2 separate regions of the Homo sapiens genome follow, and region 1 is linked to region 2. A link is an interaction called in ENCODE POLR2A ChIA-PET data of the cell type or tissue named here. Cell type or tissue: K562. All regions are shown on one strand. Links, peaks and the distances in the headings refer to the core of each region. The heading gives the core; the rest is flanking DNA. Region 1 overlaps CFAP46 (cilia and flagella associated protein 46). Region 2 overlaps LRRC27 (leucine rich repeat containing 27).

What was found. Peaks named below come from ENCODE experiments on the same cell type or tissue, not always from the same donor. Only the 100,000 strongest peaks of a DNase experiment are listed, where the experiment ranks them.
Region 1: POLR2A ChIA-PET joins it to region 2 with 5 read pairs; 1 of 35 experiments calls an interaction of 5 or more read pairs at or near these places.

The regions. Positions count from the first base shown.
Region 1 is chr10:132,795,193-132,810,822 of GRCh38, forward strand. It overlaps CFAP46 (cilia and flagella associated protein 46), which reads right to left. Exons shown (of 58, transcript NM_001200049.3): 57 at 15,217-15,297; 58 at 13,200-13,712. The coding sequence ends at 13,229. Among named protein-coding and RNA genes, the nearest start is that of NKX6-2, 17 kb to the left of the region's middle. RefSeq lists enhancers at 10,103-10,604, 12,945-13,918. In K562, for the core only: a CTCF peak has its summit at 7,695 (motif pointing left); a DNase peak (open chromatin) is centred at 7,699; H3K27me3 peaks cover 903 bases.
Region 2 is chr10:132,356,837-132,372,466 of GRCh38, forward strand. It overlaps LRRC27 (leucine rich repeat containing 27), which reads left to right. Exons shown (of 11, transcript NM_030626.3): 9 at 4,621-4,739; 10 at 8,588-8,714. Among named protein-coding and RNA genes, the nearest start is that of LRRC27, 32 kb to the left of the region's middle. In K562, for the core only: a CTCF peak has its summit at 4,088; DNase peaks (open chromatin) are centred at 4,095 and 7,615; H3K27me3 peaks cover 1,008 bases.

The DNA of each region.
Region 1 (15,630 bases), core at 3,824-11,823, 440 kb after region 2:
AGTTGGAGGCAGGTCTGGGGCCTGAGGCCTTGAGGCTTCGGGTGAGTCAGTGTCTCCAGGGCAGGGCTGGGGAGGAGAGCCACTGCCCTGGGTCCTAGTCTGGGCACGTGCCCTGAGGCTGGGTGGCTCGCAGCTCTCCCACCACAGTTGGGTCTGGCACCCCCTGCCTGGAGTCGCAGGTCCCTGACCTACAGCCTGAGGCTGCCCACACAGCCGTCCTAGAGGGGTCACGGCCTTCCCAGTTATGGTTGTTTCTGGAAATGCTTCAGGCCCTGGAGTCAACGGGAGCCCAACAGGAAGACAGGACTAGTGGGGAGGGGTGGGGGCTGGCGGGATTGTGGGGGGCCAGCAGGGAGGGGTGGGAGCTGACGGAGTTGTGGGGGGCCAGTGGAGGCAGTCAGGGGGTCAGGGAGGGCAGGGGGGACTGATGGGGCGGGGACATGGGAGGTGGGGAAGATGCCCGGTCCCTCTCGGCCTCTGCCATCCCTGGCTGAGTTGAATTCAATTAATCTAAATTAATCCACTTTTCCCAGCGACGCTGCGCCTCCCTGCCCAGACAACAGTACTTGCTCGGCTTCTCCCAGGAGCACTGAACCTGCCCTCCCAGGTGCAAAGGGCTCCCGGCGCCCGGATTTCACGTTCCCCCGGGAGATGGGGGTGCCCACTCAGGGAGAGGACACAGGAGGAGGTGTGCATGGGCCACATCCCAGGGTCAGTCCCCCAGGGAGGTGGATCACTTGAGGTCAGGAGTTCAAGACCAGCCTGGCCAACATGGCGAAACCCCGTCTCTACTAAAAATACAAAAGTTAGCCAGGCATGGTGGCACATGCCTGTAATCCCAGCTACTAGGGAGGCTGAGGCAGGAGAACTGCTTGAACCAGGGAGTCGGAGGTTGCAGTGAGCTGGTATGGTGCCATTGCACTCCAGCCTGGATGACAGAGTGAGACTCCGTCTCAAAAAATAATAATAATAAATAAACAAACAGATCTGTGTCATTTCATCGTTAACTGTGTAAGCATGCACCAGAAAAGCCCAGAGGAGCCTCTGGGCACCAAACCTGTGGGCGCCCCGGAGGGAGGAGCAGGCTCACCCTGCATCTTCATTGTATTATCTGCTGTGCTTCGTGTTTTGTTTTGTTTTGTTTTTTTCCTGTGAACATGTCTTATTTTTATTCATAAAAAACAACAAACACACAATTTAGGAAATGTGTCACAGGCAGCTCGCCTCGTCAGACAGAGCAGGTGCTGCCTGAGGTCCTGGAAGTCCTGGGACCAACCCTCAGGCACAGTGGGTTCCGGAAGCTTCCCTTGATGCTGAAGACGTTGAGTTCAGGGGGCTTTGAGCTTGTTCCCAGCACTCTCAGGGGTCACATGGTTTGACCAGGTTCGGACCAGGTTCGAAGTCACAGCCAGACACTGCCCATGATGGCAGTGGAGGCCACACCGCACTAGGACGTCGGGTCACCCCAGCAGGCTTCTGGTCCCCAAATAAGAACACCTGGAATCCTTTCCATAAACCCAGGGCTCCTACGAGTGACCATTTCACTCCTGAGGTTTGCTCGGGGGATGCCTGGAGATTTGAGGTAACTTCTGAGCCACCTGGTGCGGCGGCAGCGTCTCTAGCTAAATGAAGAGACGCAGCCTTGGCAGCACGGCAGGTGGTTTTTCTCCCGTTGGCGTCCGCTGTGCTTTGTTGGGCGGGCCGGCCCTTCTCAAGGCTGCTCCCTCGCACTCTGCAGGTAAACCTTTCTGTTCTTTCCACCCGCCAGAGTCTGAGCCGTGGTGACAGTTAATTCCTGGGGCTCCGCAGGGAGCTTGCCTGGGTCCTTCCCTGGGAGCCGTCAAGCATGAACCTGGATGTGCCTGGCCTGGTCCCGGGCCCTCAGCCTCCCAACGCCCCTGCGCCCGTTCTCACTGGCACGGCTCAGTGTCCACACCGGGCCAGCAGCGCAGGAACTGGAGGCTCTGCTTCGTGATTTCCGCAGTGGCAGATGACAGGAATCAGGTTCCTGCGGGTGGCAGCGGATGGGGGTGCAGAACTGCCTTTTTGCTGTTTGCCTGTTTACCCTCTTTGTGCCCGCGCCAAGGTGGGAGCCGCTACACCCAGGGAGGCGCTGGAGCGTGTGCGGAGGTCAGAGCCTGATGCCGCCTCGGTCTCTGGGTGCCGGGGCAGCCATTCCTTCAAACAATGGGGTGCTTCCAAACCGGTGCCTCGTGAGGAATTGGGAAAGACAGGAGATTGTCATCATCACGAGAGACAAAACCCTATCCTGCTAAATTCGAGGGAAGCCTAAGATTGCGCAGGTTTTTCATAATGATCCTTCCACAGAGGACTCCCCGATGCTTCACCGCATGTCACTGCTACTGCCACGGTCAGCATTCCCGCAGGACTGCGCCGTCCGCCTCGAATTCGGGGGTCTCGCGAAGCTGCTAAAACGGTGTGTTTTATGAATAGGAAATATTTCTTTCATCAAGCTCGTTAATATAACTTTACCTTTGGGGAGAGTGAAACATGATAAATAAACTCTGTTAACATTTATTTGGTGTGAGGTTTTTTTTCCATTTGGCTTTTAGAAATGATATTAATGATTTTTTATATTCAGGTAAAGTAAGAAAAGTTTAAAAATTTAAAAAATACTCCTTGTACCGTAGGTTTGTTGCTGGCTCTGGGTTTTTTTTTTTTTTCTTACTTGGTCACTAGGTTATAAGATAAGAAGGAAAAACGGACTTTTAAACAAACTTGAGAGTTTCGATACCTGTATGTCATTGTTAAGAAAAAAGCTCATGTAGTATTTTTAATCAAGACGACTCTTTGGACACATTGCACTGGTTGAATAATTCTGGTTTAACATGGCTCCGCGTCTCCTCTCCCCGTGTCTCTCCGGCGTGCGGTTCGGGTCTGCCTGGCCTTGGATTATTTTTTCTTCCACGGCCCTTCCTGCCTCCCCCAGCGTTCTCCACCGCTGTGACGTGACACAACAGTCCCGTTAGGAGACGTGTTTCGCGGTGTGACCCGCAGGTGGGCCGAGGCGGCTGGGCTGGACGGTGTGATCCTGAGGTGGGCCGAGGCGGCTGGGCTGGACGGTGTGACCCGGAGGTGGGCCGAGGCTGGACGAGGTGCCCCAGAGGTGGGCCGAGGCGGCTGGGCTGGACGGTGTGATCCTGAGGTGGGCCGAGGCGGCTGGGCTGGACGGTGTGACCCGGAGGTGGGCCGAGGCGGCTGGGCTGGACGGTGTGATCCTGAGGTGGGCCGAGGCTGGACGAGGTGCCCCAGAGGTGGGCCGAGGCAGCTGGGCTGGACGGTGTGGCCCTGAGGTGGGCCGAGGCAGCTGGATGAGGTGGGGACTGAAATCAGGCCGCAGTCTCGTGGCCCGAGGCCTCACACGTGCTGCCCTGATGTATGGGATTCCAGGGTGGGTACATCTAGGAGGAAGCCTGGGGTCACAGTGGCTCACAAGCCGTATGGGGATGGGCGGAGTAGGGCGTGTGGGGCTGTGGAGTTCAAGCGTGTGGGGATGGGCTGAGTGGGGCGTGTGTGGCTGTGGAGTTCATTGCAGGACCCGGCTTGGAAGGACCAGGGCCGTTTCGTGTTGGGCCCTGGTTGCTCCGGGGTTTTGCTCAGTGAGGTAGGAGAAGGGGCCTGGGAAGAAGTTGCCGTCCTCTGTGGCGGGAGAAGGGGAGGCTTCTGGCTGTTCAGGGGAGCTGTAGACCCGTTACTGCCATGGCCCTCGAGCACACCCCGTGGTGAGGCTCTGGGACAGGGCCTGTGTGGGGTGTGGGGAGTGCCGGGCTGTGGGGCCTCCTTGGAAGAGGCAACCCCAACACAGACGCCAGTGGGGAAGCGGCTCCACAGCTTCCTTGCCAGACCCTCAGGCCACACGGCCACCTGGACGCACTGTCCCACAGCACAGGCGGGCAGGGGGTGCCCAGACCCAGTAAACCCCTTTGGCCAAGGCCGGCGCTGGGATTCCAGCCCAAGTGATGTGGCTTGGTGCTCATAGGAGAGGAGAGAAGGGAAGGTGGTGCCCAGTGTAGGCCCGCACCTGAGCCCAGGACACCGCACCTGTGCCCGGGACACCGCACCTGAGCCCGGGACACCGCGCCTGAGCCAGGGACACCGCGCCTGAGCCCGGGACACCTCGCCTGAGCCCGGGACACCGCGCCTGAGCCCGGGACACCGCGCCTGTGCCCGGGACACCTCGCCTGAGCCCGGGACACCGCGCCTGAGCCCGGGACACCGCGCCTGTGCCCGGGACACCTCGCCTGAGCCCGGGACACCGCGCCTGAGCCCGGGACACCGCGCCTGTGCCCGGGACACCTCGCCTGAGCCCGGGACACCGCGCCTGAGCCCGGGACACCGCGCCTGAGCCAGGGAAACCTCACCTGAGCCCGGGACACCGCGCCTGTGCCCGGGACACCGCGCCTGAGCCCGGGACACCGCGCCTGAGCCAGGGAAACCTCACCTGAGCCTGGGACACCTCGCCTGAGCCTGGTGTATTAGTGTGTTTTTATGCTGCTATAAAAAACTGCCCAAGACTGGGTAATGTATAAAGAAAAGAGGCTTAACTGACTCACGGTTCTGTGTGGCTGGGGAGGCCTCAGGAAACTCACAGTCACGGTGGCAGAGGGGACTCCTCTGGGTGGCTCAAGGGCCATCTGGGGGAGTTGGCTGGAAACTGGAGGGGCCCCTCTCCCTGGACTGCCCAGCCCTGGCCAGCCTGTGGGGTGTGCAGTGAGGTGCTGACTGATTGAGAGGCACACACTCCCCAGAGCCCTGTTTGGAGGTGCCCGTCTTCCACCTGGGTGGGCCACAGGCTCGGGACACAGAGCCTGGCCTTGCAATGTCACACACCCCCGCGGCACCTGGCCTTCCTGGGGCATTGAGGGGCAAGTGACTCGGGACCGGCTGCAGGGCCTGGGTGGGGCCCCAGCTTTCCCCCAGCCTCTGGCCTTGGGGCCCCCAGCACAGGGCCAGCCAGGCTGAGGTTGTACTTCGTGTCTGGAATTGGTGGGTTCTTGGTCTCACTGACTTCAAGAATGAAGCCGCGGACCCTCGCGGTGAGTGTTACAGCTCTTAAGGCGGCGTGTCCGGAGTTTGTCCCTTCTGATGTTCAGATGTGTTCGGAGTTTCTTCCTCCCGGTGGGTTCGTGGTCTCGCTGGCTCAGGAGTGAAGCTGCAGATCTTCGCGGTGAGTGTTACAGCTCATAAAGGCAGTGTGGATCCAGAGAGTGAGCAGTAGCAAGATTTATTGCAAAGAGCGAAAGAACAAAGCTTCCACAGTGTGGAAGGGGACCCGAGTGGGTTGCCACTGCTGGCTCGGGCAGCTTGCTTTTATTCTCTTATCTGGCCCCACCCACGTCCTGCTGATTGGTAGAGCCTAATGGTCTGTTTTGACAGGGCACTGATTGGTGTGTTTACAATCCCTGAGCTAGACACAAAGGTTCTGCACGTCCCCACCAGATTAGCTAGATACAGAGTGTGGACACAAATGTTCTCCAAGGCCCCACCAGAGTAGCTAGATACAGAGTGTCCATTGGTGCACTCACAACCCTGAGCTAGACACAGGGTGTTGATTGGTGTGTTTATAAACCTAGCTAGATACAGAGTGCCAATTGGTGTATTTACAATCCCTGAGCTAGACATAAAGGTTCTCCACGTCCCCACCAGACTCAGGAGCCCAGCTGGCTTCACACGGTGGATCCCGCACTGGGGCTGCAGGTGGAGCTGCCTGCCAGTCCCGCGCTGTGCGCCCGCACTCCTCAGCCCTTGGGTGGTCGATGGGACTGGGCGCCCTGGAGCAGGGGGCGGAGCTCGTCGGGGAGGCTCCGGCCGCACAGGAGCCCACGGAGCGGGTGGGAGGCTCAGGCATGGCGGGCTGCAGGTTCCGAGCCCTGCCCCTCGGGAAGGCAGCTAAGGCCCAGCGAGAAATCGAGTGCAGCGCCGGTGGGTGGGCACTGCTGGGGGACCCAGTACACCCTCCGCAGCTGCTGGCCCGGGTGCTAAGCCCCTCATTGCACAGGGCCGGCCGGCTGCTCGGAGTGCGGGGCCCGCCAAGCCCACGCCCACCCGGAAATCCAGCTGGCCCGCAAGCGCCACGCGCAGCCCCGGTTCCCGCTGGCGCCTCTCCCTCCACACCTCCCTACAAGCTGAGGGAGTCGGCTCTGGCCTTGGCCAGCCCAGAAAGGGGCTCCCACAGTGCAGCGGTGGGCTGAAGGGCTCCTCCAGTGCCGCCAAAGTGGGAGCCCAGGCAGAGCAGGCGCCGAGAGCGAGCGAGGGCTGTGAGGACTGCCAGCACGCTGTCACCTCTCATTCGGACATCAGAGACCCTGGACTTGGGGTAGCTGTGCAGGCCCCACGTGGCAGGTGGCTGGGGCTCTCCGAGGTGGGGGCGGGGACATCTGAGATGGGGGTGGGGACGTCTCTCCACCATGGGGATGCAGACACCCCTGCCGGGTTCTTCTTTCCACATTCATGGCTCTGCTATGGCTGGGCCCTTCAGCCTCCCCAGGGAAGCTGTGTAACCAGAACAGAACCCGTGTTTCCTCTTGCTGGGCCATCCCCTCTGCAGCCTTGCTCACGTGGGCTGGTCCTCTGTCCACAGTCCTCCTCGTTCCTCTCCCCACCGCCTGGCCTCTTGCCTGGGTTGGAATTCCTCGATGAGCAGGACAGAGCAGCCTTGGGAACCACACCTGTCAACCCTGGAAGTGATTATGGGACCATAGCAGCCTGGGGCAGCAGGCCCAGGCCCCACCCTCGAAGCCCATGCAGACCTGCTCTCAAGGACTCTGCCTTGGAGGGGGAAACACGACTCTGGGACCCCTGCCCCCATGCGTGGTCCATATGGTCCTATGGTCCCACCGCGTCCACGGGATCAGGTTCTCTGGTGAGAACTAAACCAGGGGCAATGCTGTTGCTCGCTCATGTTTATGGAGTCCAAGGCGAGCTAGTCAGGACAGGAAGCTTCTGACCCCAAGAGCACTGAGGACCCAGGCTCCTCGCAACTGTGGCTGTGCCATCCTCAACATGTAGATTTCACCTCATAGCACATTATGGCTGCCAAGCTCCAGCCATCAAATTCCATCCCATCCTGCAGACAGGAAGGAAAAAGAGCAAGCCTTTCCTTTTATGGAGGTGTCTTGAACCAGAACTTAGTCAAATGGCCACACGTGTTGCAAGGGAGGCTGGCTGTGCACCTGGCCAGGAATGGGGGGTCTATTTCTTTTCCTTTTTTTTTTTTTTTTTGAGACGGAGTCTCCCTCTGTTGCCAGGCTGGAATGCAGTGGCAAGATCTAGGCTCACTGCAACCTCCACCTCCCAGGTTCCAGCGAGTCTCCTGCCTCAGCTTCTGCAGTAGCTGGGACTACATGTGCATGCCACCATGCCCAGCTGATTTTTGTATTTTTAGTAGAGGCCAGGTTTCACCATGTTGGCCAGGATGGTCTCGATCTCTTGACCTCGTGATCTGCCCACCTCGGCCTCCCAAAGTGCTGGGATTACAGGTGTGAGATTTCTAAGGGACACTGGGAGGCTGGCCGCACACCCGGCCAGGAATTGGGGGTCTGTTACTAAGGGACCCTGGTTCTCTGACTCCCTCCCATTTCTTCAGTCAGCAAGAACGGGGCCCAGGGAGAGAGGCACAGGGTTCTGGGAAGTCTCAGGCCCTGTCCCTGCAGGGCTGGGGCTCAGCGATGCGGAGAAGGGAGGGGAGCGACCCCTACAGCCCAAAGAGCAAAGCTACTTGTGATGGGACCGCTGCCCTCCCTTCTGAGTGAGTCCTGTGGTCTCAAGCCCCGGGGCTCTTCCTCTCCTAGGGCCTGATATTGGTGGGGGGGGGGGCTGCCTCACCCCATTGTAGGTCAGCCGGTATTTAGGAGCTGCCTCACCCCATCGTGGGTATTTAGGAGCTGCCTCACCCCGTCGTGGGTCAGCCGGTATTTAGGGGCCGAGGTCTCCAAGCTCCTCAAAGGTGGCAAGACATTCTGGGGCTGGGATTCCCAGAAAAAACCCTTCTCAAGCCCCTTGAAAGGCCCCCAGGACAGCCCTGAGTCCAGCCTTCTGTCCTGAGGGTTGTGGGGTGCAGGCTCCGCGGGGGCTCCAGCTGCAGCTCCACAGGGGTTGGTTCTAGGCCTCAAGAGCCTCCTTCCAAAGACGAGGTCTCCTGGGGTCAGGGGTTATAGGGACCCCCCCTGGTCTCTGCCCAGGCTGTTGAGCACCCCAAGTCCCTCCAGCACCCCAACCCTAGCCAGGCTGGACTCAGGGCAGGGCCAGAAAGACAGGCAGGTCTGCAGCAGGCGGAGCTCAGCTGCGTCCCCATTATCTTAACGCATCTCTTGCCTCTTGTCACAAAGAATTAAAATCCGTAATAAGAACATTTAAGAGCTCTTCATAATTGTGTGGCCATTAGCCGACTGCACGGGGTGTCAATCTAGCCATCTCGCTCCGGTCCCAATGAATTGTGATAAAAATGTCAAACAATTAGATTATCTTGGCCACTAGCACGGTGATGAGTAGCCAGGCGTGTCCCTCGAGTCACCCTAACAGCGGGAGCTGCTCCGCGCCATGCTAAAGCCACTCCAGGACAGCAGGACGGGCCGATGGGGGTCAGCGTGTCGGCCCAGCATGCGGGGTCATCCCAGGAACCCACGTCCCAGCCCCTTGGAGCCCAGCTGGAGAGACTGTGGGGCCAGAGGGAGGTGTGGGAGAGGGGCAGGGGAGGGTAACCCCTGGGAACAGGACAGAGGTGGGGGATCCAGGCCCCTCGGAGGGTGCAGAGCCCTGAGCTCAGCAAGGAGGGGCAGGGAGCTCCCAGGGCCCAGCCCTGTGCTTGGGAAAGGAGCCGGGAGGGGGATGGGCAACTGAGCGGCCCCAGGGCCTCAGGTCCACCCCCTTGGCCGGGTCCCCTCGGCCCCGTCCCCATGGCCCCGTCCCCTCGGCCCCATCCCCTCGGCCCTGTCCCCACGTCCCTGTCCCCTCGGCCCTGTCCCCACGGCCCTGTCCCCTCGGCCCTGTCCCCACGTCCCTGTCCCCACGTCCCTGTCCCCTCGGCCCTGTCCCCACGGCCCTGTCCCCTCGGCCCTGTCCCCTCGGCCCTGTCCCCTCACAGGGCTCTCGCTCCACTTGCCCTTCCCAGGAACCACGGCTGCCTTTTTTTCTTACGGGTGAAGACGTATTGGAAATTGATTTCTGTGTTGGAAATGGGATAATTAAACTGGTTGTTTCCATCTTCATCATTGTCATCATAAAACGAGGACAGCCGGGTGAGGCTGGCGTGAGGTGACACCCACGTCTCGCGCAAGGGGGCATTAATTGAATACGAATGGCCTCTCCTGAAGTTGCTGAGTTATATTTCAGAGATATGGGATAATGATGCCATTTAATCATTTTTACAAGATATAAAATTACTGGCTCCTCTGGGAAGATCATTAAGGAAAACAATTGTTCACAGCAATTGGAGATAGAGTTTTAATTATTTAACACAGAAATTAAACTATTAGAGAGACCAGTGTTGGATGAGGCAACTTACTAGAAATTTATATACAAGCGTCTGTGAACATTTTAGTTTTATTAACCCGCCTAATTCCTTCATCCAAATCCGTCTGAAAGGCCTCTTGGCTGTGCCTGTGAGTGGCGGCCCAGAGCCCCTGTGTTTCCAGAGAGGACGGCCAGGGCGTGGCTCAAGGGACATCCCGAGGGTACCCAGGCCGGGCCCTCAGGCTGCAGGGGAGGGGCTGAGCTGCCAAAGAAGGGAGAGGCGGGGGCGGGGTAGGGGCCTACAGGGGCTGCGAGGTGCACCTGGGGATTACAAGAGGGACGACTGCAGGGTGCTGGCCACGCCCTTTGACCTTCCCACAGCCTTTTGGGTGGGAACTTTGGGGACCTACCTTCCAGGCCACATGTGTGTGACCCCAGTGAGTATGGGACGGGGGGCATTGGCTGTGCCCAGGCCCCCCCAGCCCACTCTGCTGTGGCCCAGACCTGATGGGGCCCTGTCGCCCCACCCTGTCCAGAGAGGCCACCTCCACCGGTGCAGTGAGGGGCTGAGGCTGCGTTCCAGAGCCCGGGCTGCCGGGAACTCACACTCTTTAGAGGGTCCTTGCCAGGTGCCTGTCGCAGGGTAAGGGGAGCTTTAAACGGGACTTGGACGTGACCACCTCCAAATGGGGAAGCTGGGAAAGTTACTGGAGACACAGCACGAGCTTCGCCATGCAGGAACGGAGGCTGATGGGAGCCAGAAAGGATCCCTAAACATTGCTGTCTGGTGTGGCTTTGGGTGAAAAACCCTCATTCTAAATGTGTAAAAATTTTCAATCTGTAAACTAATAAATGGACATTTTTAGATGGTGGAAGAACTGAGGGCACCAGATTGGACAGCTTGTTGGGGGTGCCCCTCCACCACCTGGGACCCGAGCAGGACGAGGCCTCGTGGGAGGGAAGCGCCGGGGCTGGAGGGAAGTCACCTCCCCCAGCACGCAGTCAGGAAGCTGGGGGGCAGCCCCCAGCCGGGGCACAGCAAGCCTCACCTCATGCTCCCCCGAAGGCCCAGGCCAGGTTTCCAGCTGCTTTCTGGGGAGAAGACGGGGCTGCTGAGTGTGTGGCCTGGGGCTTGGGCTGACCCTGTCACTACCCAAGCGGGGACAGCAGTGCAGGAGCGTCCCTGCCTCCCCTGGTCCCAGGGGCCCTCTGACATCCGAGAGGCCCGGGCTGGGGACCCGCTGGCCGGGGGAGCGTCTCCTGGAAGTCCCGTCCCCCACCGACCTGCATGGTTTCTGCGCTCGGGACTTGCAGGCTGAGGGCCAAGCACCGCGAGACCACCCTCTGTCCCCCATTATCTCCAATAAATTCCAAGGCATCTGCTCTTGCCTTATAGTTTTTAGGGTTACATAAATTTCACCTATGCAATTTTTTTATGCTTGAATATATTACAGAATGCCACTTCTGTTATGGAAGCTAATTGATAATGTGATTTGTTATGTTGCCGGGACATAATTCAGAAAGTTATTTTAAAGCCTGTGATGCATGGAACGGCACTCACCGTTTAATATTTCTCACATGTGTGGACACAGCGTAGGGTAAAAAATGTGGTGCTGTGTGGATGAAATATTTCCAGAAGCTTTTATTCTTGTTGTTTGGGTGAGCGCCAGCGGCTCCATAGAAGGAAGCCCATATTTCCAGCGCAGCTCTGATTTGAATTTATTTCCTGGTCATTAGTTAGCTTTTTTTTTTTCCTAAACTGAAATAAGCATGTGTATATATTTGAAAAAAGAAAAATCAAACAAAAGAGGGGAATCACACATAACCTTTCAATATTATCAAAGATGTGCATTTGAAATTTTTATGTCAAATTAATTATAGATTCACAGGAAGTTGCAAAAACAGTACACGGCGCAGCGGGTCCGCTCCCCGGCCTTCCCCAGCGGTGACCGCACAGCTGCAGCCAATGGCAAAGCTGGGAAATGAGACTGGTTCAAGCTCTCGGTGAACTGCGGGTGCCGTGGTTCCTTTCTCAGGTAGGGATTGGCGTTGCAGCCACCGTCGAGACACACAACTGGTGTGTCAGCAGCGGGCCCCCGTGCCAGGCACGCTAACTGTGCAGTGCTGGAGCTCTGCCGCCTTGAGATGCTCTGCAAGCCGCACCCTGCGGTGTGTGAAGCTTCTGATGCTGGCTTTGTCCTCAGCCCAACTCCTGGAGGTCTGTCCGGGCCGGAGCCACCGTTCTCTGCTTCTGTTGCTTGGCAGCATTAACCCCAAGTGGACAGAGCGGAGTTTGACCATTTGCTTGTGGACGGACACAGGGTTGCTGTAAACACTCGTGTGTGCGTTTGTGTGAAGGTGCATTTCCCGCCCTCTGGGCTAAACGCCTAAAAGTGCAATTGCTGGGTTGTGGCTTTGTAAGAATCAGGTCAACTGTTTTCCAAAGAGGCTGCACCACAACGTGTGAGAGGCCGTTTCCTGGTGTCCTCACCAGCATTTGATGTTATCTTTATTCTTTTTAAAATTCCAGCTATGGGACTAGGTACGTAGACCTTTTTTTATTTTTGAGACAGAGTCTCGCTCTGTCGCCCAGGCTGGAGTGCAGTGGTGCCATCTCAGCTCAGTGCAGCCGCCGCCTCCCGGGTTCAAGTGATTCTCCTGTCTCAGCCTCCCGAGTAGCTGGGACGACAGGTGCGTGCCACTGTGTGCGGCTAATTTTTGTATTTTTAGTAGAGACGGGGCATCACCATGTTGACCAGGATGGTCTTGATCTATTGACCTTGTGATCCGCCCGCCTCAGCCTCCCAAAGTGCTGGGATTACAGGCGTGAGCCACCGCGCCTGGCCCATAGACCTATTTTGGACAATTTTGGGGCCACCTGTCCTGACCCAGCTGTCTGGGCTCTCGTCGGCCTGGCGTCAGTGCCCGGCAGGAGTTGGGTGGGTGCCGAGCCGGGCGAGTGGGCTCCATGGGTGCAGCGTGGCGGGAACGCCTTCGGCAGACCCTTCCCTCCCTCACGGAGGGGATTCTGAGGTTGCACAGGCAGCCTTGACCTCACGTGGCTCCCGCACTGAGCTTCTGTAGGCCACGCGGGAGGGGCTGCCCTCCGGCCTTCCCATGGCGAGTCCCAGGCTGAAGAAACAGCCCCACGCGGCCCCACGCAGAGGGCGGGCAGGAGCGCTGGCGGGAACACGCGAGGCTCACGCTCTGGCCCTTTGGGGCCGTCCTGGGACTTCCCCTGTTCCTGGCCAGAGCCCGTGTGTATGGCTGGAGGGTGCGTCCCCAGAAGGCTCTGCAGGCCCCATGGTCCTCCCGTGGTCCTCCCATGGACCAATACGCCCTTTGACCCCCCCCCCAGCCCCCACTCATCCGGCCGAGTTGGGAGAGACATATCCAGAAGGTCAGAAAGGCCATCTGGAAGGCACGTCTCTTCCCCAAGGAGCCGCTGGATGCAGCAGCCCACCAGGAGTGTTCAAGGAAGAAAAGCATCACTTCACGAGAAGCTCCACGTGGTGCTTGCCGGCACAGACTCCACCACCCATGATTCTCCTTATTCTGGAAGGTTCCTTCTGAGGGGCCCTGCACGTGTGCAGGGTACGTGGCCTGTGCCAGTGTGAGCCCCACCCCCATCCCCACTCTGGAAAGCTGCTGGGTTCAGGGGGCGCATTTCTTGCGGGCCAGGAGCCCCCCACCCAGAGCCTCGAGTCACGGAAACCACTCACAGAGACTGGCTTTTGTTGTTTGTTTAGTGGAACACTCAAATCAAAAACAGGCTCACGGTCTGAATAGTCTTCTGGTCTAAGCAACTCAGCACCAGCGCCGCCAAGGGGAGGCCGCCCTTGTCCTGGCCCCGGGAAGAGACGCAGCTCCAGCCCCGACGCAGACCCCATGGCGCACACAGGCAGGCAGAGCTCGAGGTCCAGGCGGCTGCCTTGCGGGAAGTCGCTGGGGGAGGGTCCCTGGCTGAGGCTGCACCAAGGGCTGGGGAGAGGCCCAGGAAGGGGAGAGCGAGCTGGGAGCTGGGGATGGGAGCCGGGAGGTGGGGATGGGTTGGCAGAGGGGCAGAGCCAAGGGCAGAGGCAAGTGCTGGGGCCCCAGCAGCTGATGGGAGGCAGGTCCAGGCCTGCACTACCCGATGGCTTGGTGCGGCAGCCCATACAGGACCAAGTTGAGCGTGGTGGGAAGGAGCTCGGAGCTTTGGAGCAGCAGCAGCTTGTCCTTCAAGGTCTGAGAAGCCTCGTCTGTGGAGAAAGGGGCGGGAGCTATGAACCCCGAGGCCCCGCAGGACGTCCAGCCCGGTGAGGACCAGGGCACAGGGGCGGGAAGTGGCAGCTGCTCCAACTGAGGGCGCTCTGGGGAACACACTGCCATTCGCCAGGCCTCCAGGGCGCCCCCACCACCCGCACCCCTCCCGCACCGAGGTGTCCAGGCCCGCGCAGCCGGGTGACGGCACCAGGACTGGACCCCCGATCCGAAGCCCACCATCCCCCTCTACCCCTTGGCCAGGCGAGCTGCTCTGCTGGGGGGGCGCCCGTCTAGAGTGTGGCTGCGGCCTTGCAGGAAGCAGCAGCCTCTGCCCCTTTTGAACAGTGACAGTCACTGGGCTCATGCCTCCATTGCAGGGACCAGAACTTGCAGGTCATCGCTGAGCAGCAGCAGCGGGACAGCCAGCCTGGCTCTGCCCTTCCCCGATTCCCCAGCAGGGCATCGTGTGGGCCCCACACTGGCCACATCACGGCGGCATCCGTGTCTGTGCCCTGCTCTGCATTTGCAGGGATGAGTGTGGGTTCCGTCTGCCTTCCTCCTGCCCCTCGCTCCCTCTCTCCCCCAACAAGCAGGGATCCTTGGGACCGGTATCCCCGGACCGTGGACCACGTGCTCTTTACACGATAAGCTCCTGGTGAGCGGTGGATACTGAAGGCCTCTGGGGGAAGCCTTCTTAGTCAGGGCAGACCACCCCCTCCGTGCACCGCTGAGCGCCTCAACTCAGGGTCCCGGGAAGCTCCTCTGTGGCTCCTCCCCGGGGTCCCGGGAAGCTCCTTTCTGGCTCCTCCCGCCTCACCGTGGCAGGAGGGTTTTGCTGACTCTGAAGGACGGCTGGGTGGGGTTCCGTCTGTCCGTGTTTGAGAACAGACCATGTCCCGTGCCCCTTCCCGACTTTTCCCCTGTGAGGCCAAGAGAGGGACGGGCGCTGGATGCCATGTGACAGGCAGGCTGCTCTCCAGGACGCCAATGGGAGACACCCCTCAACCCATGCATTCCTCTTCCGGGAGGCCTCTTCCTGGGCTGGGACTCCTGGTCATATCAAGGGGCCGTCGGGCACTGTGGTGCAAGCTGTCGGCCCCCTAGGAGTCCTTGCTTGGGGAGGGGGCCAGGCACAGCTGCCACCTGGATTTCCCACTGGTTCCCAGACAGCCCCTGGGCTCGTGGGGATTGTGTGACTGGAGCTGTCAACGAGGAACCGTGATGCTTTCCCTCTGGGTTCTGGAGCCACGTGGCACTGTGGGCCGTCACTGCCGAGGGTCGCGCCACGGTGGGGGGCTGGGGTGGTACAGAGACGCAGGCAACTTCCAGGCAAGAACAAGCCCTCCCTCTTTCCGGCTCCTAGTTAACGTCTGGAGTCCCAGGTCCCCCACGGAGAAGCGGAGACACCTGTCCCTGCAGGGCTGTGCAGTGCACGTGCCCCATGGGCAGTGGCTGCAGAGGGTGCTGAAGGCCGCGGGGTGCAGGCCGCCCCTCCCTTACCTTGGTTCACCGCCTCGTCGCCACTCATCTTCTGAAGGAGACGCACTGTTTCTCCAATTGGCTTCCCAACGGCCAACAGATCTAGGGGAGAAACGTCCCCTCAGGAGGGCATGGACACCCTGGCAGCCTTGCTGAAGGGTTGCGGGACAGGCCCGGGATGCCAGGGGCCCACGCACTTTCCCATAAGACGCTGGCCCGCAGCGCGTTGTCCTGCAGCAGCGTCGGCCACTGGTTTGCCAGGATGCTCTTGACGCCCACCAGGCTCAGCAGGATGGCCGCCTCAACGGGCTCCTCCAGGGACAGCTGTGAGGCGCTGTGGGGACCCGGCTCCCGTGGGCTGGTGCCAGGGGCCCGGCTGAGCCGCCCCCCTCCCCATGCACAGCCACACCTCGCCAACTGCTGGAACGCATGTGC
Region 2 (15,630 bases), core at 3,319-11,318:
TCAGGCAAATGTGCTGTTGAATTTGGTCATAGATGTTTCTTTGGTGCTTTCTTCTAAGAGATGCTCCCTGTGTGTTACTTTGAAAGGCCACGGATTGCCTCTGCAGCCCCCTTAGCTGGGGTAAGGCCCCCAAGGGCTTCACCCTACAGCAGAGAGCGTGGCCACGTGGGCCTGCAGGCGTGGACTGCTTGGACAGTTCAGGAGTGTTTCCTTTGTCTAACTTTGTATTGAACTAGTTTTTGACTTACAGGAAAGTTGCAAAAATAGTGTTTCCGTCTCCCCCCGGCCCAGCTTCCCTGATGGTGACATCTTACATAACCTCAAAACAAGGCTCAGAGTTAGGAATTCACAGTGTCCAATGCGTTGGATAAACCAGGACTGCATCTCACCCTTCTCAGGTCCCAGGCCCCACAGGACACTCAGTCGCCATCTTTGCTGTCACCTTTTTCCTAATTTCCCCAATATGTGGGAAAGTTTAAAAATACATATTTTGCCACTTCCAGGAATAAAAATACTTGCACAATTGGACATTGCTAAGAATGCTTTCAGAGCTGAATTATAGCAAAAATATGGGAAACTTTAAATGTCAACAGATGGAGATGGCTAAATTGTCACATCCAGACCATGAGCTGCCTCTGTGGCCGACAGAAGGGTGAGTCAGTGATCATATCCACTGGCTTGCAAGTGTCTTGAAGAAATCACTGTAAGTTAAAGCAGCACAAGTTGTAGGACAGTGCACAAAAACTCTCATTGGTCTGGAAGAACGTACAGCAACCCAGTGACTTTGCGGGGAGGGCTGTGGCTCTGGGGAGGGGGGCGCAGAGGAGGGGTCGATGCTGCCACAGTTGTGCTTCTGAGTCCTGTGAGACCATCACAGTGAGAGTGTACGCAGTTTCTTAAAAAAGAAAAACATAGGTTTTCTAGAAACTCATCTATCATGAGATAGAGCAGTTCAGTCAGCGAGTATTGATGGCCTGCTCTGAGCAGGGAGGGGACCAGGCACAGGCCCTGCCCACGGGAGCGCGCACCTAGTGCAGAGGCAGACCCTCGGCTGTGGCAGCAGGCAGGGCTCCGTGGTAGCTGGCTGCTGTTCTGCGCACCCCACAGGCCCTGGGTGAGGCAGCTGAACGCATGGAGAGGCCTGCTGCTTCCCTGTGCCACCCTCTGGGCCTGCGCTGGCCCAGGCACTGGTGAGATACTTTGTATGGCCCAGAGTGCTGTAGTCAGAGTCCAAGGGAAAATCTTTGTGCCTAAATGTTCATATCTAATATACAAAGAATGGCTACTAATTGATTTTAAAAATCTGAGAATCCAGTAGAAGAAATGGGCAAAAAGTATGGCAGGCAGTCCACAGAAGAGGAAATCCAAGCCACCGTAAATACATGAAAAGATGCTCAGCCTGTGAGGGACACGTAGGGTGGACGTGAGGCGCCTGTGTGGTCGGCAGGAAGGAGCCGAGGTGGTGGAGCGTGGGGAGGAGCCGAGGTGATGGAGCAGCGTGGGGAGGAGCCGAGGTGGTGGAGCAGCGTGGGGAGGAGCCGAGGTGATGGAGCAGCGTGGGGAGGAGCCGAGGTGGTGGAGCAGCGTGGGGAGGAGCCGAGGTGATGGAGCAGCGTGGGGAGGAGCCGAGGTGATGGAGCAGCGTGGGGAGGAGCCGAGGTGGTGGAGCAGCGTGGGGAGGAGCCGAGGTGGTGGAGCAGTGTGGGGAGGAGCCGAGGTGGTGGAGCAGTGTGGGGAGGAGCCGAGGTGGTGGAGCAGCGTAGGGAGGAGCCGAGGTGGTGGAGCGTGGGGAGGAGCCGAGGTGGTGGAGCAGTGTGGGGAGGAGCCGAGGTGGTGGAGCAGTGTGGGGAGGAGCCGAGGTGGTAGAGCAGTGTGGGGAGGAGCCAAGGTGGTGGAGCAGCGTGGGGAGGAGCCGAGGTGATGGAGCAGTGTGGGGAGGAGCCGAGGTGGTGGAGTGTGGGGAGGAGCCGAGGTGGTGGAGCGTGGGAAGGAGCCGAGCTGGTGGAGCAGCGTAGGGAGGAGCCGAGGTGGTGGAGCAGTGTGGGGAGGAGCCGAGGTGGTGGAGCAGTGTGGGGAGGAGCCGAGGTGGTAGAGCAGTGTGGGGAGGAGCCAAGGTGGTGGAGTGTGGGGAGGAGCCGAGGTGGTGGAGCGTGGGAAGGAGCCGAGGTGGTGGAGCAGCGTGGGGAGGAGCCGAGGTGATGGAGCAGTGTGGGGAGGAGCCGAGGTGGTGGAGCAGCGTGGGGAGGAGCCGAGGTGATGGAGCAGTGTGGGGAGGAGCCGAGGTGGTGGAGCGTGGGAAGGAGCCGAGGTGGTGGAGCAGCGTGGGGAGGTGCTGAGGTGGTGGAGCGTGGGATAGAGCATGGAGGCTGCTGCCACCAGCTGCTCGGAAGGCATCCTTCCAAGTTAAGAGCGTGTCCTTTGAACACATTTAGGAGTCCATTTTATAGAAATAAAAGCAATCATATAGGCATTTAGTTACACAGAAGTGTATCTGTGTATTTCAGTATTGTTGGAGAGACAAGCATAAATAAATACAACTCCAGTTTCCATGTCCATAACAGGGAAGCGGTTCCACGCATTGGCCCGGGGAGGGCAAGCTCCCAGCTCCCTGCAGCTGGGCAGGAGGACACGAGAGGGCGCCACGGCCTTGGGTGGCCACTGCTGGGTGGATCCCACTGGACAGTGGCACCCACGGGCTGGGCTGGGCTGGGCGGGCCTGGGGAATCATGGCCGCTGGCTTTGCAGCCTGGTCCTGGAGTGTGCCCCCAGCCCTGCATGTGCTTCTGCTGATCCGTCACTGTGTGGTCACACCCCAAGTACATTCGATGGGGTGGGAGCCTTGAGGCTGCGGCTGCTGAAAGGGCTGCAGAGCTAAAGCCTGTGGCTGGGTGAAGCCTGGGTCTGTCACCTGCTTTGTAAAATGCACTGCACTTCTCTTCATGTCACTCTGAAACCAGCCATGACTTGAGCCCATATTTTGGGCTTCACGTCAGTGGCATGTTTGACACTTGACGTACAAACCCTGGCGCAAAGCCCATTCCACGCCACCAAAGCGGCAGCCTGTTGTAGACTTCGCCGGTGTGTTCGTGTTTATATTTGGTTCTTTGCTTGCTCACTCAAGAGCTGGATGTTCGAAAAAGTCTTCCTTCTCTATATTTTAGAGTGGGAGTAAAATGTGGATGGGTGGGCTTCCCTCCAAATACATACTTTTAATGTCTTTTAAAATAAAATTAAGTGTCTGATTTTAAAAGAAAAAAACACCCACTGGATTTAGCATTTATTTATTTATTTATTTACGAGACAGGCTGAAGTGCAGTGGCACAATCTTGGCTCACTGCAACCTCTGCCTCCCAGGTTCAAGCGATTTTCCTGCCTCAGCCTCCTGAGTAGCTAGAACTACAGGCATGCGCCACCACACCTGGCTAATTTTTTGTGTTTTTAGTAGAGACAGGTTTCGCCATGTTGGCCAGGCTGGTTTTGAACTCCTGACCTCAAGCAGTCCACCCGCCCCGGCCTCCCAAAGTGCTGGGATTACAGGTGTGAGCCACTGCGCCCGGCCAGGATTTAGCATTTGTTCTTTTCTTTCTGTTGGAAGAACCTTTGGGAGAATCCTGATCACCTGAAAGTGTCCCAGCTCTCAGTCAGCCAAGAGTTTCCTCTGCTGTGTCTGCAGCCTGTGCCTTGCTTTATGGTGGGGTGGGAGGGATAGGAAAAGGTTGGTGGGTGGTCCCTGGTCCTCCCTGCCTCCCATCTTTCCGCCCTTTCTGGTTGCCGAACACTTTCTAAGTGTCAGGCATGTACTAGGATTAAACTAAGGGCTAGACAAAGGCCCCGGCCTGGAAATACATTTGGAGGAGAGAATGGCAGATACAACCATTCCAAACGTCATCTCAGTAAATGCTAAATGGACCCTACGAGTCTCCACATTGCAGTAGCCCCTGGTTGGAAGTTCTTCTCTCCCACTCTGTTGCCAGGGTTCCCTCCTACCTGTTTTTGTCATCCGTTGGTTTCTGACAGTCCCCGGGAACACACTGCAGGCACCCGCACAGGCCCAAAGCTCCCTGAGGTCCGGAGGGGTCAGCGTGGCTCTCACATGTGTCCACTGGAGGCAGCAGCGAGCAGCACTGGTCACGCCGCCGTTGGGGTGCTAGCCTCCTCCTGCCTAGGTTGCACATCACAGCGAGTGTTGGGTCCTCCCAGGTCTCCCTGGTTCTGGCACTGAAGCTGGAGAAACAGATCTGGGGCCCCTGTGGAGAGGGGCCATCTAAGGACGCCTGTAGGAAGCCAGCCACTGCAGCAAACCTGGCGTGGGGGGCATAAGGGCATGCAGGGCAGCCTTCCGAGCTACCCCAGGGTCCCCTCACTCTGCATCTTTACCTCCTACCCCAGCCTGGGCTGTCAGGGAGGCCCCAGAAAGATGTCCAAACAGATCCCAGTAGGGCGCGAGAGCTAGCCAAGACCTGGGGGGATGACTGCGTTGCACAGGGACCGTCTACCCGGGGCGGCCTCGGACCCACCTCTTCGTGGACGAGGAGCTAGTCTAACACACCTTGCAGGTTAGCTTTGTGGAAAAACATCATCTACTGGGATTCCAGAAATCATCTTGTTGCATTTTCCTAGGTGGCATCAAAGATTCCCTCTGCCACAGATCTGATAGATAACAGGAAAGTACCACTGAATCCGCCTGGAAAAATGAAACCAAGCAAAGAGAAATCGCCACAAGCAAGTAAAGAAATGAGGTTGGTAACTGCAACTGGCACTCAGTCCTTCCAGGGCTCAGCCAGCCACCCACGGGCAGGTGCTGTTGTTTATTTCATGAGCATGCACTGAGGAGCCCTGAAACTCCAGGCTGTGGCGGGCCCCAGGCTGTGGCGGGCTCCAGGCTGTGGTGGGCTCCAGGGAGAGCCAGGTAACCCTGGAAGATGGGGTCCTTGCCCTCAGGGAACTGCTGTCACCCAGCCATGGCTCCTGTAGGTCACCAGGATACAGAGTGCTCCCGAGCCCTCTGTAGTGGGTGCTGCTGTGGGCGCCAAGGGGAGACGCGATCCGAGATCCACCCGCTGCAGTCCCTGCCCTGCCCTGCCGTGCCCTCCCCACCTCACCGCCGCTGCCTCCCCAGGTCTTCTCATGCTGAGTTCTGATCCCATTTCTTCCCACCCCAGCTTCCTTAGACCTGACCCTCAGGGCCGCTCAGCCCTTCCCCTCATGGGGTGTTGGGTGAGGCAGCGAGGCCAGGCGTTGACCCAGGTGAAGGGGACTCAGGCAAAGTAGCCACCATGGGGTGGAGGAAACAGCCAGAACCGAGAAGCTGTGTCAGGAAGCACTTGAGACGTTTTGATTTTGAGTCCCTGGCCAGGGGGCGGCCAGGCTGCTGGGCAGGTTGTCATCCCCGGGAAAGGCAGGCAGCCACAGGCCCATCAGGGATAGCTGGTGAGCCACAGAGGATCCTGGAGTTCAGGAGAGCAGGGAGGGATATTTGGGAAGCCTGGTGCTAACCTGGGACCAACGTGAGGGGAAGGGTAGGGGCTCAGAGGCATGCACTTGGCACTGGGGAGTAGGGATGGATGGAGCAAATGGGGCTGAGGAGCACTGGGTGGCCCGGCGAGTTCACGGGGCAGGACACGCTCCACAGTGCCTGGTGGACAGAGCAGAGTCGGGGCGCAAGGCAAGGACGGAAGCTGGAGGCTGGTCCCTGGGTGGGTCCCTGGCTGGGCCTTGAGGGGAGGGGAGGGGCTTCACTGGAGAGTGACAGCAGCTGTTCAGGGTTCCCGGGGGTTCACCCTTCTCACCTCACAGCAGCTCGGGGGTCCAGGGCTCACCCTTCTCACCTCACACCAGCTCGGGGGGCCAGGGTTCATGAACCCTCTCACCTCACAGCAGCTCGGGGGTCCAGGGCTCACCCTTCTCACCTCACACCAGCTCGGGGGGCCAGGGTTCATGAACCCTCTCACCTCACAGCTGCTTGGGGGTCCGGGGTTCACCCCTCTTACCTCACAGCAGCTCGGGGGTCGGGTTCATGAACCCTCTCACCTCACAGCTGCTCGGGGGTCCGGGGTTCACCCCTCTCACCTCGCAGCAGCTCAGGAGTATGGGGTTCACCCTTCTCACCTCACACCAGCTCGGGGGTCCAGGGCTCACCCTTCTCACCTCACAGCAGCTCGGGGGTCTGGGGTTCACCCTTCTCACCTCACAGCAGCTCAGGAGTATGGGGTTCACCCTTCTCACCTCACACCAGCTCGGTGGTCCAGGGCTCACCCTTCTCACCTCACACCAGCTCGGGGGTCCAGGGCTCACCCTTCTCACCTCACACCAGCTCGGGGGGCCAGGGTTCATGAACCCTCTCACCTCACAGCTGCTCGGGGGTCCGGGGTTCACCCCTCTTACCTCACAGCAGCTCGGGGGTCAGGGGTTCATGAACCCTCTCACCTCACAGCTGCTCGGGGGTCCGGGGTTCACCCCTCTCACCTCGCAGCAGCATTCCTTTGATTTTCTGCGTTCACAGCTTCTATAGCTGGGTTAGTGGCTGCACCCTGGGGATGATCACTGGGCTCCCTAGTCGCCTCCACCTCCTCTGAGCCGTGTATAAGGACCAGGCTGACACGGAGCCTCAGTGTGGACACACCTTCTTGTCCAGGCATTTCCCATGCCGACTCTTCAGCTGGGCCCCTCCCTCGCACCTCCCAGGCGTCCTGGGAAGCCAAGGCTGGCCTCAGGGAGACCACTGGAGACCCCAGGGCATGAGCACTGCTCTCCGGTGCCCCCGTGCTTTCCTGGCCTGCACCAGGCTCGCTGTGGCTCTCACTGAAAGCGCCTCACTGCACTCAGAGGCCAGAGCAGAAGAGACCGTGGGGCCTGAGCTTGGAAGGCCCAGGGCCTGGCCCCGGCCCTGCTGCTCAGCGTACGTCTGCCAGGGGGCTCCCCACTCAGTTTAACGTACCCTGGATCCCGGCTGCGATGTAAGAAACCTGGAGGAAGGGTGAGGTGGGATGAGATGTGGGTGACAAAGGGCATGTTCTGTTCCTGCAGAATTTGTTCCTCCTGGAGGCTGACAGTGTTTAGGGAAAATCTCGAAGGCCAACTAGGTTGTATTAACTCCCCAACCTCGTGAAAATGGCTTAGACTAAAACCATTTCGTCTCAAACATTTGAATGTTCTCTTACATCCTCCAGGGAGTTTACCTGCCATATTTGGCCTTTAAAAAGCCCACAGCAGACCACAGTGGCCCGCTAACCCCCCATCACCCTGGGCACAGTAAAAGCTGGAGTCTGAGGCGCTGACACAGGGCATGCCCTGACCTGAGGGCTCTGTTCTGTAGAACTCCAGAGGACATCATGCTTTCTTTTCCATAGTTACTCTGAAAAGCAAGCAAAACCGGCACAAACCCTGCTGCTGGGAGTAAGAGGGTCTTCGGAGAGGCTGAGTGAGACTGTGTGCCATTGTATTCACAGTGGCGCATGCACCCACGCCCGCACCAACACCCACACCACACCCATGACCACACCCACACTTAATCTACCTCCACACCCGCGCTTACACCCACCCACACTTACACCCACCCTTACATCTACCTCCACACCCGCGCTTACACCCACGCTTACATCTACCTCCACACCCACACTCACACCCACCCACACTTACACCCACCCACACTTACACCCACCCTTACATCTACCTCCACACTCGCACTTACACCCACACTTAAATCTACCTCCACACCCACACTTACACCCACGTCCACACCCTGGGGCCCCACACTCAGGCAGTCCGCGTCCACGCTTACATCTACCTCCACGCCCACACTTAACACCCACCCACACTTACATCTACCTGCACACCCACGCTTACACCCACGTCCACACCGTGGGGCCCCACACTCATGCAGTCCGCGTCCACACTTACATCTACCTCCACGCCCACACTTACACTCATGCTTACATCTACCTCCACGCCCACACTCACACCCACCCACACTTACACCCACCCTTACATCTACCTCCACGCCCACACCCTGGGGCCCCACACTCACGCAGACTGGAGTGGACCCCGCCACCCCACAGCTCACCTGCAGCAGATCCCCAGCTCTTTCTACCACCCTGAGTCATTGTCTTTAAAATTAAAGGAACCCCAAACCCCTGAGCCCCAGTGCTAACAGAAAATATGTTTAAAATCATAATTGAATACACTTTTCTGTTTGTCTGTTTAAGGATTTAGGAAAACCGTGTATTCCATGTGGGAACAGAAACCTGCTTTTCCCTTCATGTGGTGCAGTGTGCAGTGTCCTAAATGTGTCATATCTTAAATCAATTTGAGGTTTTTAAATAAGAATAGTGTGTGTTCTGGCAGCTTCTGAACTACTGAAGAAGGGATGGGAGAGGCAGCCCAGGCCCCCCGGCGTGAGTCTGGAGGAGAGTGGGTGCCGGGGAGGCCCAGGGCAGCGCCACAGTAACTGGCACAGCTGTGCGGGAGCCTCAGGACCGCTGTTTGGTCTGGGAAGAAAGGCACATGCTTTCTCCCTGGTTATGGCGGGAGTTGCTAGGATGAGAGTAAATGTGTCAAGTCATTTCCCTCTTTGCCCTTTGTTTCTCAGTGCCCTGCAGGAGAGAAATTTAGAAGAGAAGATAAAACAGCACGTCCTCCAAATGCGTGAGCAAAGAAGATTCCATGGCCAGGCCCCACTGGAGGAGATGAGGAAGGCTGCCGAGGATCTGGAAATTGTAAGGATTTCTTGGTTCTGTTTAAAAAAGTGTGGGGTGTTTTTTGTTTTGTTTTGTTTTTGTTTTTTTGAGACAGAGTCTTGTTCTGTCACCCAGGCTGGAGTGCGGTGGCACAATCTCGGCTCCCTGCAGCCTCCACCTCCCAGGTTCAAGCGATTCTCCTGCCTCAGCCTCCCGAGTAGCTGGGACAAGTGTACACCACCATGCCCGGCTAATTTTTGTATTTTTAATAGAGATAGGGTTTTGCCATGTTGGCCAGCCTTGTCTCGAACTCCTGGCCTCAAGTGATCCACCTGCCTTGGCCTCCCAAATTGCTGGGCCACTGTGCACAGCCTAAAACATTGTTTTATTAAAAATAAAGAGAACTCACTGTGCCTCTTCAGAGCATGCGCTCTCTAAAACCGTGGGACTGTGTGGAATGTGTCTTATGAGGTGTAGAAATTCCCAGAATTACAGTTGGTCACATGAGAAGGAAAACATTTCAGCCGAGGGGCTGAGCCCTCAAATGTGCCAGGCCACATGGCGGGCCTTGGCATCTCAGCACTGGGAATCTGATGGCAGGAGTGGCAGCCTGCTGACAGGGACTGGGAACCAGTCCTCTCCACATGTCTGTGGGGTCCTTGCTTGAGGTTTTGCACCCAGCTGATCCAGGCTGTGGGCCCAGGGCTGGGCCATGAGGGGCGTCACTGCAGAGAGGGGTCTGGCTGAGGCCACCGGACCATGGCTGACACGCTCGGTGTCTATGTAGGGAGGCCGATATTCATGGGGATCCAAGGCCTCCTGACCAGGAGCCTCCTAAGCAGAACTGCTCACGGAAGTGGCTCCTATATATTTGGAATGTTAACCATCCTCTCAGCCACCGCCAGTGCTGTTTATTCACTCAGCATACGCTGATGCCCACCTCCTGGTACTTGGAGTATCCTGGGCTGTGGGAGAGACGCAGGAATGAAGGAAAGTGCTTTGCTGCCCGAACTGCTGCCTGGCCAGCCCATCCAGCTGTAGAAGGACACAGCTGCTGTCCCTGGCAGTGAACCTGGATACCCGTGTCCCCACCCTTCCTGCAGCCATAAGGATTCTGGCCTGTCCTCTCAAGCTACCCAAGGCCCCTGGCTGGTGGCCTCTTCCAGGTCAGTGTACCATGCCCGAACACAGGTCAGGCTGGTGCGAGCTGCATCGGGGCTGCCCCCAGAGCACGCAGCACTGTCACGGGGGAGGAAGCAACCCTGGCCTTCCTGTCCCCACACCCCATCTGCAGGCTCCATTCCCACCATTTCCGCTGTTTCCCTCTCTCCTAGAGCCGGAGATGGGAGAGAGGAGGCATGAGGGCAGGATGTGGAGCCACTTCATGGAGACCCCACCCAACCTGACTCGGACCCCACTTCTGAGACTCTTTTCCTCCTCAGCCCAAGGAGTTTGTATCTGCCTTTAGATAAACTCTTATTCTTTCTAAATCCATCGTTTATGAGTATGACCTTGTCCTTGGACACCCAAACCCTGCCTCTTAGGGCTGCAAAACATCTGTGTCTTAACCCATCACTTCACATTAGGGACACAAAAGTCGATTTGGTATTATGAACAACTCTAGCCACAGATTTGATAAATTTAGTGAAATAGATTAATCCCTTGAAAGACAACATCTGCCAAAACTTACAGAAGAAATGAATATGCTTGTATCTATTACAGGAATTCAATCAATAATTAATTACCTTCCAAAACAGAAATCACAGGCCCAGAAGTGTTCACTGGTGAATTCTACCAAACATTTAAGGTTTAAGGAAGAAACTATACCAATTCTCGATAATCTCTTCCAGAAGACAGAAACAGAGAGAAAACTTTTTAGCTCATTCTCTGAGGCCAGCATTACTCTAATACCAAAACCATACAAAGATATTACAAGAAAGGAAAAGTGTAGACCAATATCGCTCATGAATGTAGACGCAAAAATTCTCAACATTCAGAAATCAAATCCAGCAATGTGTAAAAGCAATCACACACCCTAATTCAACGTTCAAAAATCAGCCAATGCAATTCATCACATCAGTAAGCTAAACAAGAAAAATCAGTTGGTTTTATCAATAGATGCAGAAAAAGCATCTGACAAAATATAACACCTATCATGATAAAAACTCTCAGCAAACTAGGATAAGCTGAGAACTTCCTCAACTTGTTAAAGAACATCCAGAAAAGACTTACAGCTAACATTATTCTTAATGGCAAGAAACTAGAAGCTTTTCCACTAAGATCAGGAGCAAGGCAAAGATATTCCCTCTCACTGCTGCTTTTCAGCCTCATGCTGGAACTCTTAGCTAGTTCAAGAAGACAAGAGAAGGAAACAAAAGGTATATAGATTGGGAAACAAGAAATAAAATTGTCTTTATTCTCAGATGACATGATTATGTAGGAAATCCCAAAGAATTGACAAAAATTTCCTGAAACTAATAAGTGATTATAGAAAAGGTTACAGGATACAAGGTTAATATACATAAGTCAGTCACCTTCCTGTGTACCAGCAATTAACTAGTGGAATTTAAGATTAAAACCATAACATTTAAATTAGCACCAAAACAATGGTACTAAGTAAAAATCTAACAAAATGTATACAAAATCTATATGAGGAAAACGACAAAACTTTAATGAAATAACTGAATAAATGGACAGATATTCCATGTTCATGGATAGGAAGACTCAATATTGTTGGTAGTCAGTTCTTCCCAACTTTAGATTTAATGCATTCCCAATCATAATCTCAGCAAATTATTTTGTGAATATTGACAAACTGTTTCTAAAGCATATATGGAGAGGATGAGACCTAGAATATCCAACACAGTATTGATGGAAAAACAAAGTCAGAGGACTGACACCCCCCAACTTGAAGACTCTAAAGCTACAATAACAGTGTGATATTGTCAAAAGAATAGACAAATAGAATAGAGAGCCCCAAAATAGACCCACACAAATATAGTTAACTGAGTTAACTGATATGACAGAGGAGCAAAAGCAACTCAGTGGAGAAAGCGTAGTCTTCAACAGATGGTACTGGAACAACTGCCAAAAACAAAAAAGAATCTAGACATAGACCTCACACCCTCCACAAAAATTAATTCAAAATGGATCATAGACCTAAACGTAACGTGTTACCGTACAACTTTTACAAGATAACATAGGAGAAAACCTAAGTGACCTTGGGTATGGTGATGATGTTTAAATACAACACCAAAAGCAAGATCCATGACAGAAATAATTGATAAGCCGGGCTTCATTACAATCAAAAACTTCTGTTCTATGTAAGACACTGCCAAAAGGATAAGACAGGCCACAGACTGGGAGACAATATTTGGAAAAGATACACCCGATAAAGGAATGTTATCTAAAATATACCGAGAACTCTGAAAAACTCAACAAAAAGGAGCAAACAAGCCAGTTAAAAAATGGGCCAAGAATCTGCAGAGACACCTCATCAAAGAAGATGCATGGATGGCAGATCAGCATGTGAAAAGAAGCTTCACATTGTGTGTCATCAGAAATGCAAGTTAAGGAGATTCACCATCAAAAAATCCAAAACACTCACCACCAAATGCTGGTGAGGACGTGGAGCAACAGGAACACTCATTAATTGTTGGGAATAGAAAATGGTACAGCCACTTGGGAAGACAGCTTGACAGTTTCTTACAAAATTAATCACACTCTCATCATACAATCCAGTAATCACACTCCTTGGTGTTTACCCAAAGGAGATGAAAACTTATGTCTACACCAAAACCTGCACACAGACATAGCAGCTTTTTTCATAATTGCCAAAACTTGGAAGCACCCAAGGTGTCCTTCAGCAGGTGACTGGATAAACTGGAACATCCAGATAGTGGAACGTTGCTTAGCACTGAAAGGAAATGAGCCGTCAGCAATGAGAAGACACGGGGGAGCCGACATGCCAGCATGAAAAGGCCGTACACAGATGGAGATGGTGAAAGGATCATGGTGGCCCGGGTGGGGGTAGTAGGATATTGAGGGGTGAATCAGCAGAACACAAAAGGGTTTTAGGGCAGTAAAACTACTCTTCATGATGCTGTATTGTTGGATCCATGTGATGATGCGTTTGTCTAAACCCCACAGACTGTGCCACCCCACACATGAGCCTGCATGTCGACTGTGGACTCTGAGTGGTGGTAACAGTGTGTCCATGTGCACGCATCGAGTGGACCACTCCAGTGTGGGATGAAGGCTGCTCTAGAAAAATCAAGTCCGGGTTTTTTAAAGTCTGCTTGGAAATCTGAAACCTGAGAGCTGGCTCTTGTGTCCCCCACTGTTCTCCCGTGCTCCCCCGCCCTGGTTACATGCAGAGCAGTGGGGCCATGAGACAAAAGAGAATGACCCAGAAGGACACTGTGGCGGTTGGTCTCAAATGCCTGCCCCAGCCACACCTGTCTCTCCATTGACTTTCGTGCCACCTAGGAGGAAGGCGGTGCCACCCATTTCACAGGTCAGAAAACCCAGACTCACGGAGGTGCCACAACTGGCCCTACGGTGACACTGTAAATGGTGGAGCTTTCAGTCCAACCTGGGTAGGTCTGAATGCAAAGCCAAGGTCCAAATACTGCACTGTCTTCTTGGGGACATGAATTGCCACAGAATTCGCCTTGTGCTTTAATGCCTGTCTCGTGTTTCTCTGTGATTAAAAAAAATTCATGTGAAGTTCCTGATGAAGGGTTCACGTCACCAGCACCGGCTCCTGTCGTGTGCCCAACTCCAAGTTACTGCCAAGATCCAGGGAGGGATGTGCTATGTCACCCTGCCCAGGAGACAGGGACATAAACACCCGCTAACTTCCCATGACAGGCTCCCTGCAGCCCTTGAGCCCAGAGGATGCCCATGAGGTGGGTCCCTTCACTTCAGTCCTGGCTTGGGAGAGCCAGAGGAAGGGGTTTTAAAACTCCCAAGAATGAGCTGGGAAGCAGCTGATCCTGCCCTAGAGGAGGTGAATTGTGTTGAGACAGGTGGTGTTGGCTGTCCACAAGCTCCAGCCATCCTTCTCCTCTGTCCCGCTGCCTCTCACAGAGCGCCGGGCGGGTGGGCCAGGGGAGAGGGGTCCCTGAGACAGACCAGAACAGCATGGCAGGCTCCGTGCCGCCTGATGGCCGCATGTTTAGGAAACGATCTTAATTATGCTTTTTTCTGAAATTTGCCTTCTGAGTACCTGGACCTCCTGTAGGCTCAGTCCATTTCAAATGACCCTCCCTTTTTCTGCTGCCTACACAGGCCCACTAGCAAAAAAGAAAGTACTGTGTTCTTTAGACTCAGTAGGGAACCTATTTGTATAATCCTGGTGAGACGATCATGCCAGCCCTCCCTGCAGGTGAAGTCTCGGGCTTTGCCAGAAGAGTGTGTCTTTCCTTAGAGCAGGTCCTGAGCAAACCCCGCAGCAGCGTTAGAGACGAGTCCTGGCTCCGTGGCTGTGTGGCCCACCAGCCTGCCGTATGGAGGCGGGCACGCATGTGCGTGAGACAGTTGGCATGTCCCAGGCAGAGAACCATCTAAGTTCACACTGCACCTCTAGAAGCAGAGGGTCTCATTCTCCCGGCTTCTTCCCCGGCCCCTCGTGTTTCCTTCAAGGCATCTGCGCAGTGCCGCGCATGGCGTGGCGCTGGCAAGGAGTCCTCGGTGGCATGGCGTGCGTCGGGAGCACCCCCCCATGCACCCGGGAGCCTGGCCTGTGGGAGAAGGGGATGCCAAATGGGGGAAGTAGGAGGGACTGGAGTCCAGCCCATGAGCCAGGAGCTTGCATGTGATTAGAGGACCAGGGTGGACGGGTCAGGGCAGAGAGAGAAGAAAGCCCAGAGGTATGAAAAGGAGATGCTGAAAGCAAACCAGCCAACAGACGTGGCCCTTCCAGGTCAACGCGGCCCATTCTGCACATAGGCTTATCTCTACTCTGCCCAGAAGCCACCAGAATGACAGGAAAGGGAGCAAAAACGACCTTCACTCCTCAGGATGAGGAAATGGAGAGGAGGCTGCCTGCTTGTCAGGAGGCTCCCCCTCCCCAGGGTCTTTCCTGTAATAATAGAGCCCCACGTCTCAGCTGGGCACAGGCTGCCCCACAAATGGCCACGTTTCTCAACCTCCCTTGCAGCCAGACATTGGCCTGTGGCTCTGTTCCGGCCGGCAGGATGTGAGCAGAAGATGAATGTGAACTTCCTGAGCTTTGTCCCCTCCCTTCCTGGCTGGAATGCAAACATGATGGCCGGAGCAGGGGCAGCCACCTCAGCCCTCAGGTGGAGGCCGTGGGCCAGGGCTGCAGAGCCAGTGTGCAGGAGTCTGTCTCTGGTGGGGGTGCTGTCCTCTCAGACACACTGCTCCACCTGGTCTCAGCTGCTGTCGTCTGGGGGCTGGCAGGTGAGCCCTTGTCCTCGCACATATGGAGGCCAGCACGATTTTGCACGAAGGAAGCCCCCTAGTGGTGCAGCATGAAGGGCCTGCCCAGCAAAATGCCAGCAAAGATGCACAGTGATGCAGCCCCAGAGCCTGAAAAGCACAGGAAGACAAAACCAACCAAAGAAGGATGGGAAGTGGGGGTCGGGGTGCGGTGGCTCACGCCTGCAATCCCAGTTGAAAAGCACAGGAAGACAAAACCAACCACAGAAGGATGGGAAGTGGGGGTCGGGGTGCGGTGGCTCACGCCTGCAATCCCAGCTGAAAAGCACAGGAAGACAAAACCAACCACAGAAGGATGGGAAGTGGGGGTCGGGGTGCGGTGACTCACGCCTGCAATCCCAGCACTTTGGGAGGCCAAGGCAGGTGAATCACCTGAGGTCAGGAGTTTGAGACCAACCTGGCCAACCTGGTGAAACCCCGTCTCTACTAAAAATACAAAAAATTAGCCGGGCACAGTGGTGTGCACCTGTAATCCCAGCTACGCAGGAGA